Linked DNA regions of Homo sapiens: all the other regions are linked to region 4. A link is a contact called in ENCODE Hi-C or POLR2A ChIA-PET data. All regions are on one chromosome and are shown on one strand. The core of a region is the stretch at or near the end of the contact, and the rest is flanking DNA. Distances in the headings are between cores, read along the strand shown. Region 1 holds the start of RMC1 (regulator of MON1-CCZ1). Region 2 holds the start of TTC39C (tetratricopeptide repeat domain 39C). Region 3 holds the start of SLC35D4 (solute carrier family 35 member D4). Region 4 holds the start of ROCK1 (Rho associated coiled-coil containing protein kinase 1).

Region 1 (3,103 bases), core at 5-2,504, 2.4 Mb before region 4:
ATGAACGCCCTCCTCTGTGAACAAACCAGAAATGGGCACATCATCACGCTGACTTGTTAATTTCCAGTGCTAGGAAGTGGCTGCCCCACTTTTGAAGTATTTGGCTCCCAAATCAACTGCTCCAGATATTCCACTCTGACAAGAGGTGCTAGTAAGTGCCACGAAGACCCTCCCTACAGACAGGAATTCCATGTGCGCACACAGACTTCAGGCCTCTTAGGGCAGACCAAATGACAAAATTATAAAAAACCATTTGAATTAGAAAAACATCATTCTGTTTACATGACAAAATGATCTGAAAGTGTCTATACCATTACCTAAATGAGATGGGATTCCTATCATCTGGGCCTTTAACTACCACGCCAGTAGCTCCACCAGATCGAACAGCAAAAACCTGAGAGGGAAAAGCAGCAAGGTTAACAGCCTGAACTCTGAAAGGATCTAAACTCAGAAGCCAACCCGCAAGCGATTATTTCTGTTATACACCACCCTGGGTTCAACTAAAGTAACACGGCACATATCAAGGTACAGATGTTTGGCTGCTCAGGTGAATTTTAAAAACCAAGAGCAGAGAGCGAAAAGGATGCCACCGTGACACCGGGTCGGGTTCCCGAGGCTCCAAGTTCTAACACCGGTTCGCGCATCGGCGCCGCTGATACGCCTGAAGTACAGTCTTTTCCCCCTTTACAAAATTTCAAGGAAAATGAAAATCTCGACGTCTAAACCCTTGACTACGAGTGTAACTAATGACAAACACAACAAAAGAAGCCTAGATAAGACGGGCGCGCCAACAATTGAGACACTGGCCACGGGGCCACTGCATCCGCGCAGCTGGCTCGGGGGTCCAGCCCCGAGGTCACCTGCGAGGACACCTGGCCGCGGCTGAGCCCACCCAACAAGGAAGGAGCGCGCGCCGCCTCCCGCGCTGGGACGGGACGGGACAGGACAGGAGGGGACGCTCGGGCCTGGTCGCGCGGGACCGGCCTTGGCGCGCCCACGACCCCGGCAGGGCCGCGCGGGGGAGGAAGCGCGGGCGCGCCGGACCTGCTTGTTGGCCTCATCGAAGAAGACGCAGTTGACAGGGTTCGCCTTCTCGAACTGCACCGGCCGCTCGCACAGCTCCAGATAGTAGTCCTCCTCGCCCATGGCGGGCGCCGCGCCCGCGGCGGGGGCCCCGGGGGCGGTCGCCAGAGTGGAGCAGGATGCGCGGTGGAGCCCGGCCCGGACTGTAGCGGCGGCTGCGGCTGCGGCTCTGGGCCCGGCGCGGACGCCGCTTCCTGGTGCCACGCCCCCACCCCGCCCACCACGTGACCCGCGGCCCTCTGCGCTTAAACGGGCAGCGTCTGGCTGCGGTGGGGCCCACCGGCCTTAACCACGCCCCGCCCGGCGCTGGAGGCTCCTCCCCTCTCCCCGAGGGCGGTCGGAACGCGGCGGCGTGACCCGGAAGCCCGCGTGGTTCCCCGCGGACCGAGGGCGGCGTAGCCGCCAACCCTACCCTGCTGCGAGTTCCTGTGCCCGGCTCGGTCGCCCCTGCCCCAACCTGTACCCCCGCGTGGGACCGCTCCCGGTCTAGGAAAGGCTCCTCCTTGCTTTCGGGAGGATTTCCCAAGTGCCTCCCGCGCCAGAGTTCCAGCCTCTGGGAGCTTCGTCAGGGAGAAGGGGCTGAAGGCTCACTGAGCAGGTGTAGGGGCGCCAGAGACCGTCTCCAGTCCCCTCAGCGCTTCTGCGGGCTCTTCCGCTGGAGCCAGAAACCGAATTGACAAGAGGCAGATAAACAAAAGAAAAGCATACACACTTTATTAGTTTTTCATGGGGACCTTCAAAAGAGAGTGAGGTCTGAAGAAGTGGCCACAGCAAGATGCTTTTATACTTTTTAGACAAAGAATGATGCATTTGAGAAGAAAGCACAAAAGGCATCTGGCTGGGGCGATACATTTCTAAGAGAGTCACTAGGAGAAATATTGGGGAGGGTGTAAAATTAGTGGAAGGTAAGTGTTACTTGGGAAGTTCATTTATTCAGGTCCATTGCAGCCCCAACTCCCAGTCTCTGGTGATAAGGGCTATTTTCTGACCCGGGTACAGAGAGGGTGCCACTCCCAGAGGAATCTTTACTGCTTATTCCCTGTAGGAAACGACAGGTCATCTAGCCCTTTCTGAAACTACAATTTCTCCGGTGTTTTTAGCTCAAAATAATATACCAATTTTTGGACATATTTTGGGATAGCACATCCTTCACTCCTTGCTAGTAACAGGGAAACCTAATATAGATTGTGGGTCAGCAAGCCTTTTTACTTGATAAGAAACATGAAATTTACCATGTTAGCCCCTCTTTTTTTGTTTGTTTCAGAGACAGAGTGTCTCTGTGCCCAGGCTGGAGAGCAGTGATGCGAACACGGCTCACTGCAGTCTCAACCTCCCATCTCAGCCTCACAAGTAGCTGGGACCACGGGTGCATGCCACCACACCTGGCTCATTTTTTTATTATTATGCTTTGTAGAGACAGCGTTCTCTGTTGCCCAGGCTGGTCTCAGACTCCTGGCCTCAAGTGATTCTCTCGCTGACCGTGCTCAGCCCCCATGTTAACCCTTTATTTTTATTGTTTATTTTATTTTATTTTGAGACGGAATTTCGTTCTTGTTGCCCAGGCTGGAGTGCAATGGCCCTGTCTCGGTTCACTGCAACCTCCACCTCCCGGGTTCAAGCGATTCTCCCGCATCAGCCTCCCAAGTAGCTGGGATTACAGGCACCTGCCACCATGCCCAGCTAATTTTTTTGTGTGTATTTTTAGCAGAGACCGGGTTTCACCATGTTGGCCAGGCTGGTCTCCAACTCCTAACCTCAGGTGATCTGCCCACCTTGGCCTCCCACAGTGATGAGATTACAGGCATGAGCCACCGCGCCCGGCCCCGTGTTAACCCTTTTTGAGGTGTTCAGTAGTATCAGGCATATTCACATTATTGTGAAATACGTTTCCAGAAACTTTTTATCTTGCAAATCTGATTCTGTCCCTAAATTTGACTACTCTAAGTATCTCATATAAGTGGATTTTATAGTATTTGTCCATTAGTGTCTGGCTTCTTTTGCTTAGCAAAATATCCTCAAG
Region 2 (3,286 bases), core at 60-2,559, 2.9 Mb before region 4:
AGACTCTGTCTCCCGGTCACAGTTGTACATTGGTCCTCTCATTCCAACCAAACTACAGGGTCTCCATAGCGTGAAGCATGTGGTCCTTAAACGTGTTGGGGAAAGCTGCTAATCAACGTCCTTAAGGCTCGTCAACAATCAGACGGCAAATCACAAACTTGCTTCCTCAACCCGAGAACAAACACTCCAGGTCCCCAAAGAAATGAAGGTTCCTTCCACTCCCACAGGAAAACTACCAGGTTTCAGTTCTTTCGCTTTATTTTTTAAAAGACAAATAAAAAATTAACTGAACACACGTGTTTTCCTACCATTCTCATACTTTTTAAAAATCCCTCCATTTTCTTCCTTCCTTTATTTACGTTGGAAAAATTCTTAATAAATAACGCCTGCTTGAAAGACATCAGGAACTCATTTTGAGGACTGAGTTTGCAGAAGACAAGGCAGAGAGATGAGTGGGCAGAGTTGAGCTGAAATTTTTAAATTCCTGCACGGCAAAGCAATTGTGCGTATCTGTTTTCAAACAATAAAAGCGTCTGGAATTGCACAATGTTGCAGAGCCATGCGAGGCGCGAGGAGCAGGCAGCCGGAGGGCTCCGTGTCACAAAGGCTGCCGGGGCAGCACGCGAGCCAGAGTCACGACAAGCCCGGGTCCCAGGCTCGCTGCTGCCTCAAATCTCATCCGGTCCCAAAGCCAGCTGCCCTGCAGAGAGGAGCCTACCGGCACCGGGCACGTCTGTGGGAGGGCGAGGCTGGGAGAAAGTGAGAGGGGGACTGCGGGCGCGCGGGGCGGGCGCGCGGCGGGTCCCGGGAGGGAAAGGACAACGGAGCCGGGGGTAGGGGGTGGACGAGGAGATGTGGCAGAGGCGCATTCCCTCTGGCTGATCTTGCCAGGGAGGAGACCTGAGGACCGGAATCGGTGACCGACAGGAGGGGGAGGGGGCTCCCGGGGGCCGCAGGTCGAGGCGCGTGAGCCGGACACGAGGTGCGCGCTGCAGGGTTGGGGAATCGGGGACGCGTGGGTCACCTGTATTGTTTGAAAAGCTGGTCCGACTCCCTGAAGCCGTTGTTGAGCAGCATGTTGATGCCGGCCAGGGCCAGCTCCGCGTCCTGCAGGGGCGCCGCCGCCGCCGCTGCCGCGTCCGAGTCTCCGTCGTCCCGCCGCCGCGGCCGCTGCTGCTCCGAGCCGGCCATGGGCGTGCGAGGCCCTGCGCTGGGCCGAGGCGAGATCGGGAGCAGCTGCTGCGGCCCCGCGCGCGCCCGGAGCCCGGCTCTACCTGCCCGGAGCCAAGCGGAGCCGGGAGGGGAGGGGAGGGGAGGGGAGAAGACGGGAGGGAAGAGGAGGGAAGGACCGCGGAGGGAGGAGCCGCGGCCCGGCTGCGGCGCGGCGTGGGAGGTGGGCGTCCGGCCGCCGCCGCGGGGATTACTCAGCAGCACCCGCCCGCTCCTCTCGCGCCCTCCGAAGCACCCAACTCGCGCGGGCCCCGAAGCGGAATCCGTTTCCGGGTGTCTCTCACCCCGCCAAGCCGGTCCCCGAGCGGCGGCCGCCTCCACTTCCTGCAGCCCCCGCGCCCCGGCCCCTCCCGGGTCCCCAAGCCGCGCCTTCGCCCACCGCCCAGGACTGCTCGGACACACGCACGCGAGACCCGGAGACCCGAGCGCCCCACCCTCCCCCGAAGGGGCCGGACCCAGGAGTCGGGAGGAGGGCAAGGCGCGGAGGGAGAACGAGCGTGCGGATGTGGAAGGAAAGGGAAAGGGAAGGGGAACTCCGCCCGGGCCGCTATGCTAGCGCGCGGCGCTTTGTCCACGAGTAACTGAAACTCCACGAGTAACTGAAACCCCACGCAGCCCGCGCCCGCGACCCCAGACTTCATCCCGACCCTGGGGCCGCCCCCTAGGACCAGGGCAGCCAATTCCCGAGGAGGTGGGCGGCGGGGGCGGGGTCTCTGGCACCTGCCCCGCAGCTCCCCGGAGCCCCGCGCTGCGGGACTGCAAGGCAGAGCCCCTCGGATCCCGGTACCACCCACTCCAGCCCGCCACCAACATTTGCGCAGTGGGGCAGGAGGAGAAATGGAGGCCTATATGCCATGTGCCCAAATATTTAAAAGTTATAAATTCAGCTGCCAAAGTGTGTTCTATTCTCACACTGCCAATTATTCTTGCAAAGCTTTGGCGTTCATATGACCAAATGTCAGCAAAACATCAAAAGTGACTGAATTTAACCATTATCACAGAAGTCTCACTGTTCTGATGATGGGCTGGTGATATCTGGATGCCTAATATTCTAGAGACAAGCAATTCATAAATCATCTTTATGTTTTTTCCACAAATTTATTTTTCTCTAATTTAGCAAAATCCCTTAATGTAGTGTTGCAATCAAGATTATGCTCTAATGCCAAATTGGACAACCTTCCTTGAGTCGCTGTCGTTTTTAGAGTGTAGTTTATTAATTTCAACTTGAAGAAACTTTGCTGAAACATTTATAACAGAATTTTTTTTAAATGAAAGCAATCCTCAGGTTTAGAAATAACTCCTGAATTTTAAACATTATGTCATCCATTATCATGGGACCAATATAATAAGTTATTACAGAAAAATGCAAAATAATTTTGTCATGTAAGTTGCTTTTACTTATTTTGTAAATTGTACCATCCCTTATAAGAATATCTAAATCCATACAGGATTTTCAACTTTTATAAATAGAAATTTTAGAGTAATAAGAATTACTGCCACTCCTTAAGTGTCATGTGTAACTGTTGCAAAGCCATGCTAATTCTTGAGTACATCTGGAACCACAAACTGGAACACTGACAGAAGCAAGAAAATGGACGATTCACATCCTTGGGAAACAGTACGTTGTAATGCAGGAGTCACTGCATTCATGCTGTCTGAGAAGAAGGATTTGACAAGCTGACCTTTAAAAGAAAATCTAGGTTTTCTTGGATTTAACATAATGTTAGTCTCAAACATCAGCAGTGTCACCATCCTTCATGGCACTGAGAGGCTGTAACCTTTTGTTTTTAGGGCACTGAGCTAAAGATGAGAAGAAGCGTTCCCTGGAGCCTGCATGGCATCAATCATGAGAATGGATGTTGAGGGTTATGCACCCCACTGAGGCAGCACTGAATGCCAGATCCCAAGTTACAGAGGTGCTTGTATGTTTTTAAATAAATTTATGCGTGTGTGTGTGTGTGTGTGTGTGTGTGTGTGTGTGTTTTGATGGGCAGGGCCCTCAAACGCAGGTCTTAGGGACTGTACTGCTCATTGAGGCCCACATGAGGCCATTGGC
Region 3 (3,439 bases), core at 442-2,941, 2.3 Mb before region 4:
CTCGATCTCCTGACCTCGTGATCTGCTTGCCTCGGCCTCCCAAAGTGCTGGGATTACAGGCATGAGCCACCGCGCCTGGCCACAATGATCTTTTTAAATTGTCGTTAAAGATTGGTGTTTTGGAGAGGGAGACACAAACTCTGGGGCAAGAGTGATAGGTGAGAAGCGAGTGTAGGCTTGTGAAGGGGCCTCCTTGTGAAGTGTTAACTTCTTACATGATTTTATTTCTATGGAGAGGAAAATTTAGTGCATTTGAAGCTTCATCTCCTCTCTTCCTGTTCTGTATTTTTGCTTTTTAATAACCCAGTGTACTAGTCTGTTTTCACGCTGCTGATAAAGACTTACCCGAGACTTGGTAATTTATAAAGAAAAAGAGGTTTAATGGACTCACAGTTCCACGGGGCTGGGGAGGCTTCATAATCATGGTGGAAGGCAAAAGGCACGTCTTACATGGTGGCAGGCAAGAGAGAAAAAATGAGAGCCAAGCGAAAGGGGTTTCCCCTTATAAGACCATCAGCTCTGGGGAGACTTATTCACTACCACGAGACGAATATGGGGGAAACTGCCCCCATGATTCAATTATCTGCCACCAGGTCCTTCCCATAACATGTGGGAATTATGAAAGCTACCATTCAAGATGAGATTTGGGGACACAGCCAAACCATATCATCCAGTCTTGGTAGAGAAAGCTATACCCATCTGTACAAGTGGTTTGAAGGAGACTGTGGGAGAAAAGGGAGGGAAGGGGTGACCAGCCTACCTCCATCTCTATGTTGGTCCCCTCTGCAGACCAACCAGCAGGCCCAGGAAGAGACCTGTGGAAAAGTGAGCAGAGGCAAAGGACTGCGATGAGACAGTGGTGGCTGGGGAGTGGCTTCAAGGGGACAAGCCGAGGTCAGCCCTCCCTCAATGCTGGAGGGAGCAGAGAGAAACAAGGCATGCTTCTGAAAAACAGAAAAATTACATAAGGGTTGGTGTGTCGTTTTCCATCCACTGCTCCAGCACCGAGAGCCAGGAGGACTTTTGCTGTGGCTTAAGAGTGATGGTTTCCCCGTGTGTGGGTGTTTCTGAAAATCTGTGTGTTTCTACAGGCAGAGAACACTGGCACTTTTTGCTATTGTCCAAGTCCATCAATAGGTTTTCTTGCATGTTTACTAACATTTGCCGGAAGCCTCATGAGTCCAGTTTTCCACCCTATAGACTAGGAATAGGAATAGGAATAGGGGCTGTGCTTGGGAAAGGGTTCTTATTTTATAGAAATGTCAAGAGAATGGAATGACTTTAAATACAAACAAAACTCAAAAAACCTATACTCAATTCCAGTTCCTTCTTCCTTCACCTTCCCTCTTTTAAGTGAACATTTGTTGCTGTTACCTTTTTTGTGTCATTTGCCAAAGCGCTACAGACTCAGTGGAGAAAATTGGGAAAATTCAGTGAAGCACGGGTAATATTTTGGTCTCATAGTTTAGAGATAGCGATGAACATTTTTCTTTAAACACTGATGGGGTATTGTGAACTGCGGTATGCTTTTTTCCTCTTCTGCCACTTTCTACTCTTTAAAAGAAGATAAAAAAATAAAAAATAAAAAATAAAAGAAGAATGACCGTCCTTCGAGGGCGCGGCCCCTTTAAGAAGGCAGACGCCGGGGGCGGTCCCCGCGCTGATTGGCGGAGCTCGGAGCCACGTGGCCGTCTCTGGGCGGCTGCTGCCGCTGCCGCTGCTGCTGCTGCGGGGGTCGGGCGGCGGCCAGGGGATTTGGGCAGGCACCGTGGATCCCCGAGAAGGGGACGAGTTGACAGATGTGCGTGAGGAGGTCTCTGGTCGGCCTCACCTTTTGTACCTGCTACCTGGCTTCTTACCTCACGAACAAGGTGAGGGGGCGGGCGCGGGAGGCAGCGATTGCACGTGGGAGGTTTGAGTCGGAGAATCTTCCCGTGACAAACGGAGCCTCCTCCTGCTTTTTACCTCATTCTTCCTGGTGGCGATGGAGATGGAGAGCGAACCTCCTCCGTGTGTGGGATGCTCTTTCAGAAATAGGATTTGCCAGCCTGTACTGTCCCCGTTTCCTGCACTGTAAAGCACGGTACATCTCCAGGGAAACAGGATTTTTGGGCTGGCCATTTCCCGGGAACTTGGTTTGGGGCTGTGTGGACTAGTTTTAAGAGAAAGCAAGCAATTGGCTCCTGCTCCCCCGGGGAGGAAGAGTCAGAAGAAATCTGACACATCCTGCCTTTTTTCTAAACACGCCCCTGTCCCAGAGCCCCCGTGAAGTTCCAGAAGCCTTTAAATAGAAGAGATTAAGCCGTCTCCCCCTCACACTGCTGATTCCCGAATCAATTTTTTTGTACGTCTCCATTGTAAGCACTTCAGGAGTTTTTCATGGAATTATTATTTTTTAAAATAAAACATACATTTAGTTTTAGGTTTAAACTAATGTCATGACATCATGAAAACCTTTTGGTGAGGAGGCAGAGAAGCAGTGGTGCCAGCTTTGGGGTTTTGTTTTGCAAGGAGAGGGAAGCTGGCTTTAGGTTTGGTACCACGCAGGGAAAGGTTGGATCCAATAGGACCGAGTGGGCATGGCTGGGGCATTACCTGCTGGCCTGGACTCTGGGCTGGCCCCAGCCAAAGTGGGAATACAGGGTGCAAGACCACCTGGCCCCACTGTGGGGTCTTACTGCGGGCTCCCCACCTGCTCCCCGCTCTTCCTTTCTCCTCTCTTCCTCTCTGGAAAAGAACCATCGACAAACAGCATTTCCTTCTACCTCCTCTCCTACAATGAATGGCTGCCTTTATATATTCAGAGGATGCTCCCCAACCCCCTTTCCTTCTCCAGTTGATTTTTATTTTTATTTTTTTGAGATAGAGTCTCGCTCTGTCACCCAGGCTGGAGTGCAGTGACGTGATCTCGGCTCACTGCAACCTCTGCCTCCTGGGTTCAAGCGATTCTCCTGCCTCAGCCTCGTGAGTAGCTGGGGCTACAGGTGTGCGCCACCACGCTGGGCTAATTTTTGTATTTTTAGTAGAGACGGGGTTTCACCATGTTGTCCAGGCTGGTCTCGAACTCCTGACCTCAGGTGATCCGCATGCCTCAGCCTTCCAAAATGCTGAGATTACAGGTGTGAGCCACTGCGCCTGGCCTCCAGTTGATTTTTAGTTATGGCGATAAGCCTTTGAAGGTCCATAAATGCAGCCTTCCTGGGAGGCAGTGATGGGTTTTACTTCCTGGCTCCACTTACTTGGCGTTTGGAACCTTACTCTTTCTAAACCTAAGTTTCTTAACTTTAAGATGGGACAAAGAGTCCTCTTGAAATTGTTGTTGTGGCCCGGGCGTGGTGGCTCACGCCTGTAATCCCAGCACTTTGGGAGGCCGAGGCGGGTGGATTGTTTGAGGCCAGGAGTTCGAAACCAGCCTGGCCAGCATGGCGAAACCCCGTCT
Region 4 (3,015 bases), core at 17-2,516:
TGTCTAGTTGTCTTTGTTATGATTTTTGTATAAACCAAGAACGTCCTATCTTGATATATATAGTGGATTTTATATCTAAATATTTCTTGTATTTAATAAATTGAAAATAGAAATAGACATTTTTTCAAACAGTGTAAGATTTTCCTAACCTCTGACTCACATCGTAAGGCTGGTGGACTGTTCAGATGCTGTACGATGCTTTTTACTCCGATGCTTTTTGGTTCATCTGTAGCATTTTCCATCATGGGGTAAAAGATCCACATTTTCTATTTCTAGTGATCCTTAATTTGGCTTCTGAGCAAAAATAAAGTTTGATGAGGAATAAATTAAGGTAGATTTCCTGCTGAAACCAGTGAAGAACATAACTTTATCAGCGGGGGTGAGTGACAAGTCTTTCACCTTTCCTCACACCACAGTCAACGAAGTAACGGAACTAGGAGAAATGCCCATTATTCTCATGTCCTACATTAGTTCTGATAAAAATCACAATTAAGTTTCACTGAATGTTTTGACATTGAAACGGCAGCATTACACGTCCAGGAGAGAACTACAGTAGGGGTGTTATGAGAACTAACACGAACGACTTAAAAATATTGATTTTTTTCTACGAGATTATTTTCCTTTAAAAAAATTAAATTGAGCTTGACTTCTATTGACTGTATCTTCCGGAGTCAGTATTTTATGGCTCCCCTGACACACACGCCTGGCGTGGGAGGGCTGAGCGCTGCAGCGCTTCGGAACTTTCCCAGTGAATCGTAAATGGGTTCAACGCCGGGGCTCGCGGAGGGCTGTCCATGGAGTACCACTGAAAACCAAACGCCACTGGTGCTCAATGCTGGTACCTGCCGACGAAAAGGCTTCTTGCCTAAAAAAGAACCTATTGCCCCACCCTAACAGCAACAAGGAGAACAAGCACTCTCTCCTCGTCAGAAGTCTCTGGACTGGCTGCAACCCAGAGGAAACAGAGCTGGGGCATCTGCCGGGACAGCGATCAGAAGCAGCCAGAGCTCCGCCTCCGTCCGGACCTCCAAGGCCGCTCCAGAGCCCTGCATGGCTCCTCAGAGCCGGCCAAGGCGAGAACCTTGCCGGCAGCTGCTTACCCGCACTCGGCTCCTCCCAGCGGTCCGCCTTCTCCACCGCCTGCCCGCAAGGCCCCGCCCACCTCACCGCCCCGCCCCACCCCACCCTGCGGAGGCGACAGAGTGCGCGCGCGCGCGCGGGGTCCCGGCTGGTTCCCCTTCCGAGCGTCCGCGCCCCGCATGCGCAGTCTGCCCCGGCGGTCTCCGTTTGTTTGAACAGGAAGGCGGACATATTAGTCCCTCTCAGCCCCCCTCGCCCCACCCCCCAGGCATTCGCCGCCGCGACTCGCCCTTTCCCCGGCTGGGACCGCAGCCCCTCCCAGAAGCTCCCCCATCAGCAGCCGCCGGGACCCAACTATCGTCTTCCTCTTCGCCCGCTCTCCAGCCTTTCCTCTGCTAAGTCTCCATCGGGCATCGACCTCGCCCTGCCCCACCGGACACCGTAGCAGCAGCCCCAGCAGCGACGGGACAAAATGGGAGAGTGAGGCTGTCCTGCGTGGACCAGCTCGTGGCCGAGACTGATCGGTGCGTCGGGCCGGGCCGAGTAGAGCCGGGGACGCGGGGCTAGACCGTCTACAGCGCCTCTGAGCGGAGCGGGCCCGGCCCGTGGCCCGAGCGGCGGCCGCAGCTGGCACAGCTCCTCACCCGCCCTTTGCTTTCGCCTTTCCTCTTCTCCCTCCCTTGTTGCCCGGAGGGAGTCTCCACCCTGCTTCTCTTTCTCTACCCGCTCCTGCCCATCTCGGGACGGGGACCCCTCCATGGCGACGGCGGCCGGGGCCCGCTAGACTGAAGCACCTCGCCGGAGCGACGAGGCTGGTGGCGACGGCGCTGTCGGCTGTCGTGAGGGGCTGCCGGGTGGGATGCGACTTTGGGCGTCCGAGCGGCTGTGGGTCGCTGTTGCCCCCGGCCCGGGGTCTGGAGAGCGGAGGTCCCCTCAGTGAGGGGAAGACGGGGGAACCGGGCGCACCTGGTGACCCTGAGGTTCCGGCTCCTCCGCCCCGCGGCTGCGAACCCACCGCGGAGGAAGTTGGTTGAAATTGCTTTCCGCTGCTGGTGCTGGTAAGAGGGCATTGTCACAGCAGCAGCAACATGTCGACTGGGGACAGTTTTGAGACTCGATTTGAAAAAATGGACAACCTGCTGCGGGATCCCAAATCGGAAGTGAATTCGGATTGTTTGCTGGTGAGTAGCGCTGTTCTCTTTTGCTTGTCTGGGGTTTTGCATGTCTTTCCTTCCTCTTGCATTAGTCTGGTTCGCTGCAAAAGTCTCAGGTGTGCATAATCGTCTTGGAAAATGCTAGATTTCTGTTTCCTGAAGAATCTTGGAGTACCATTAACATCTCATGGTGTGGTCCTATTTGCCATTTGACTGGCTCTGTACTAACTACTCTGAACTTTTAATTCTGACTCAGTTCATGAGTACCCGAAAGATACTTACAAACTGCTATTGCAGGCATCCTATAAAAAGTTATCACGTCAGAGTTACTGCAATGTATACAGTTTGTTGAATGGCGATCGTAGTAATTAATGTTAATCTTTCTGATCCGTTTGACAGTTAAATTGGAAAGACTACTTTGCATTTTTTTTCCTTTTTGCGATTTAGCTCCTAGGGGTTTAGTTTTTAGCCTTGAAAATGATAACGGAGAATTGCTATTGAGGAAGTGATTTTTGAGCCAAAATTTCATAGGTGATTTGAGTTTGAAGGAACTTTTTGCTAAACTATTGTAAAAAACCAAGATAATTGGTCATAGGTAATTACAGTGTTAACTTATTTTATTGTATTATTGGTTACAAAAGTACGTACCATACAGTTATTGTAACTGTCTTTTTGGTGGTGTGGCACTTAACATTGTCACTTGTAAAACATTCTAAAGAGGGTTTTATGACATGAAAAACCACAATCCCATTTTAAAAATAGTTAAGTGGTTGATAATACA

The links. A loop is a pair of places that touch in the nucleus more often than their neighbours do. ChIA-PET counts read pairs that join two places held with the same protein, here RNA polymerase II (POLR2A). Pooled maps may share reads with other maps.
Region 1: a map of CD4-positive, alpha-beta T cell shows a loop between it and region 4 (15-fold over the local background). The contact joins the promoter of RMC1 here to the promoter of ROCK1 in region 4. A Hi-C loop is called at or near these places in 3 of 168 maps with a recorded cell type or tissue (CD4-positive, alpha-beta T cell, naive thymus-derived CD4-positive, alpha-beta T cell and sigmoid colon), 1 of 37 single-sample maps with no recorded cell type and 13 of 50 pooled maps.
Region 2: a map of naive thymus-derived CD4-positive, alpha-beta T cell shows a loop between it and region 4 (11-fold over the local background). The contact joins the promoter of TTC39C here to the promoter of ROCK1 in region 4. A Hi-C loop is called at or near these places in 1 of 168 maps with a recorded cell type or tissue (naive thymus-derived CD4-positive, alpha-beta T cell) and 10 of 50 pooled maps. POLR2A ChIA-PET finds 5 or more read pairs at or near these places in 1 of 52 experiments (BJ).
Region 3: a pooled map shows a loop between it and region 4 (5-fold over the local background). The contact joins the promoter of SLC35D4 here to the promoter of ROCK1 in region 4. A Hi-C loop is called at or near these places in 1 of 168 maps with a recorded cell type or tissue (ascending aorta) and 9 of 50 pooled maps. POLR2A ChIA-PET finds 5 or more read pairs at or near these places in 1 of 52 experiments (activated CD4-positive, alpha-beta T cell).

What each region holds. Positions count from the first base shown.
Region 1 is chr18:23,501,662-23,504,764 of GRCh38, reverse strand. RMC1 (regulator of MON1-CCZ1) reads right to left here and starts at 1,254. Exons shown (of 20, transcript NM_013326.5): 1 at 1,045-1,254; 2 at 318-394. The coding sequence starts at 1,146. RefSeq lists an enhancer at 543-642 and a silencer at 893-1,542.
Region 2 is chr18:24,012,777-24,016,062 of GRCh38, reverse strand. TTC39C (tetratricopeptide repeat domain 39C) reads right to left here and starts at 1,309. Exons shown (of 14, transcript NM_001135993.2): 1 at 1,025-1,309. The coding sequence starts at 1,191. It overlaps TTC39C-AS1 (TTC39C antisense RNA 1), which reads left to right and starts at 603. Exons shown (of 6, transcript NR_110796.1): 1 at 603-759; 2 at 3,022-3,146. RefSeq lists silencers at 893-1,072, 1,153-2,072.
Region 3 is chr18:23,436,213-23,439,651 of GRCh38, reverse strand. It overlaps SLC35D4 (solute carrier family 35 member D4), which reads left to right and starts at 1,691. Exons shown (of 15, transcript NM_032933.6): 1 at 1,691-1,871. The coding sequence starts at 1,800. RefSeq lists a silencer at 1,563-1,662.
Region 4 is chr18:21,110,064-21,113,078 of GRCh38, reverse strand. It overlaps ROCK1 (Rho associated coiled-coil containing protein kinase 1), which reads left to right and starts at 1,266. Exons shown (of 33, transcript NM_005406.3): 1 at 1,266-2,261. The coding sequence starts at 2,169. RefSeq lists enhancers at 668-727, 758-977, 1,077-1,371, 1,025-1,613 and a silencer at 1,018-1,407.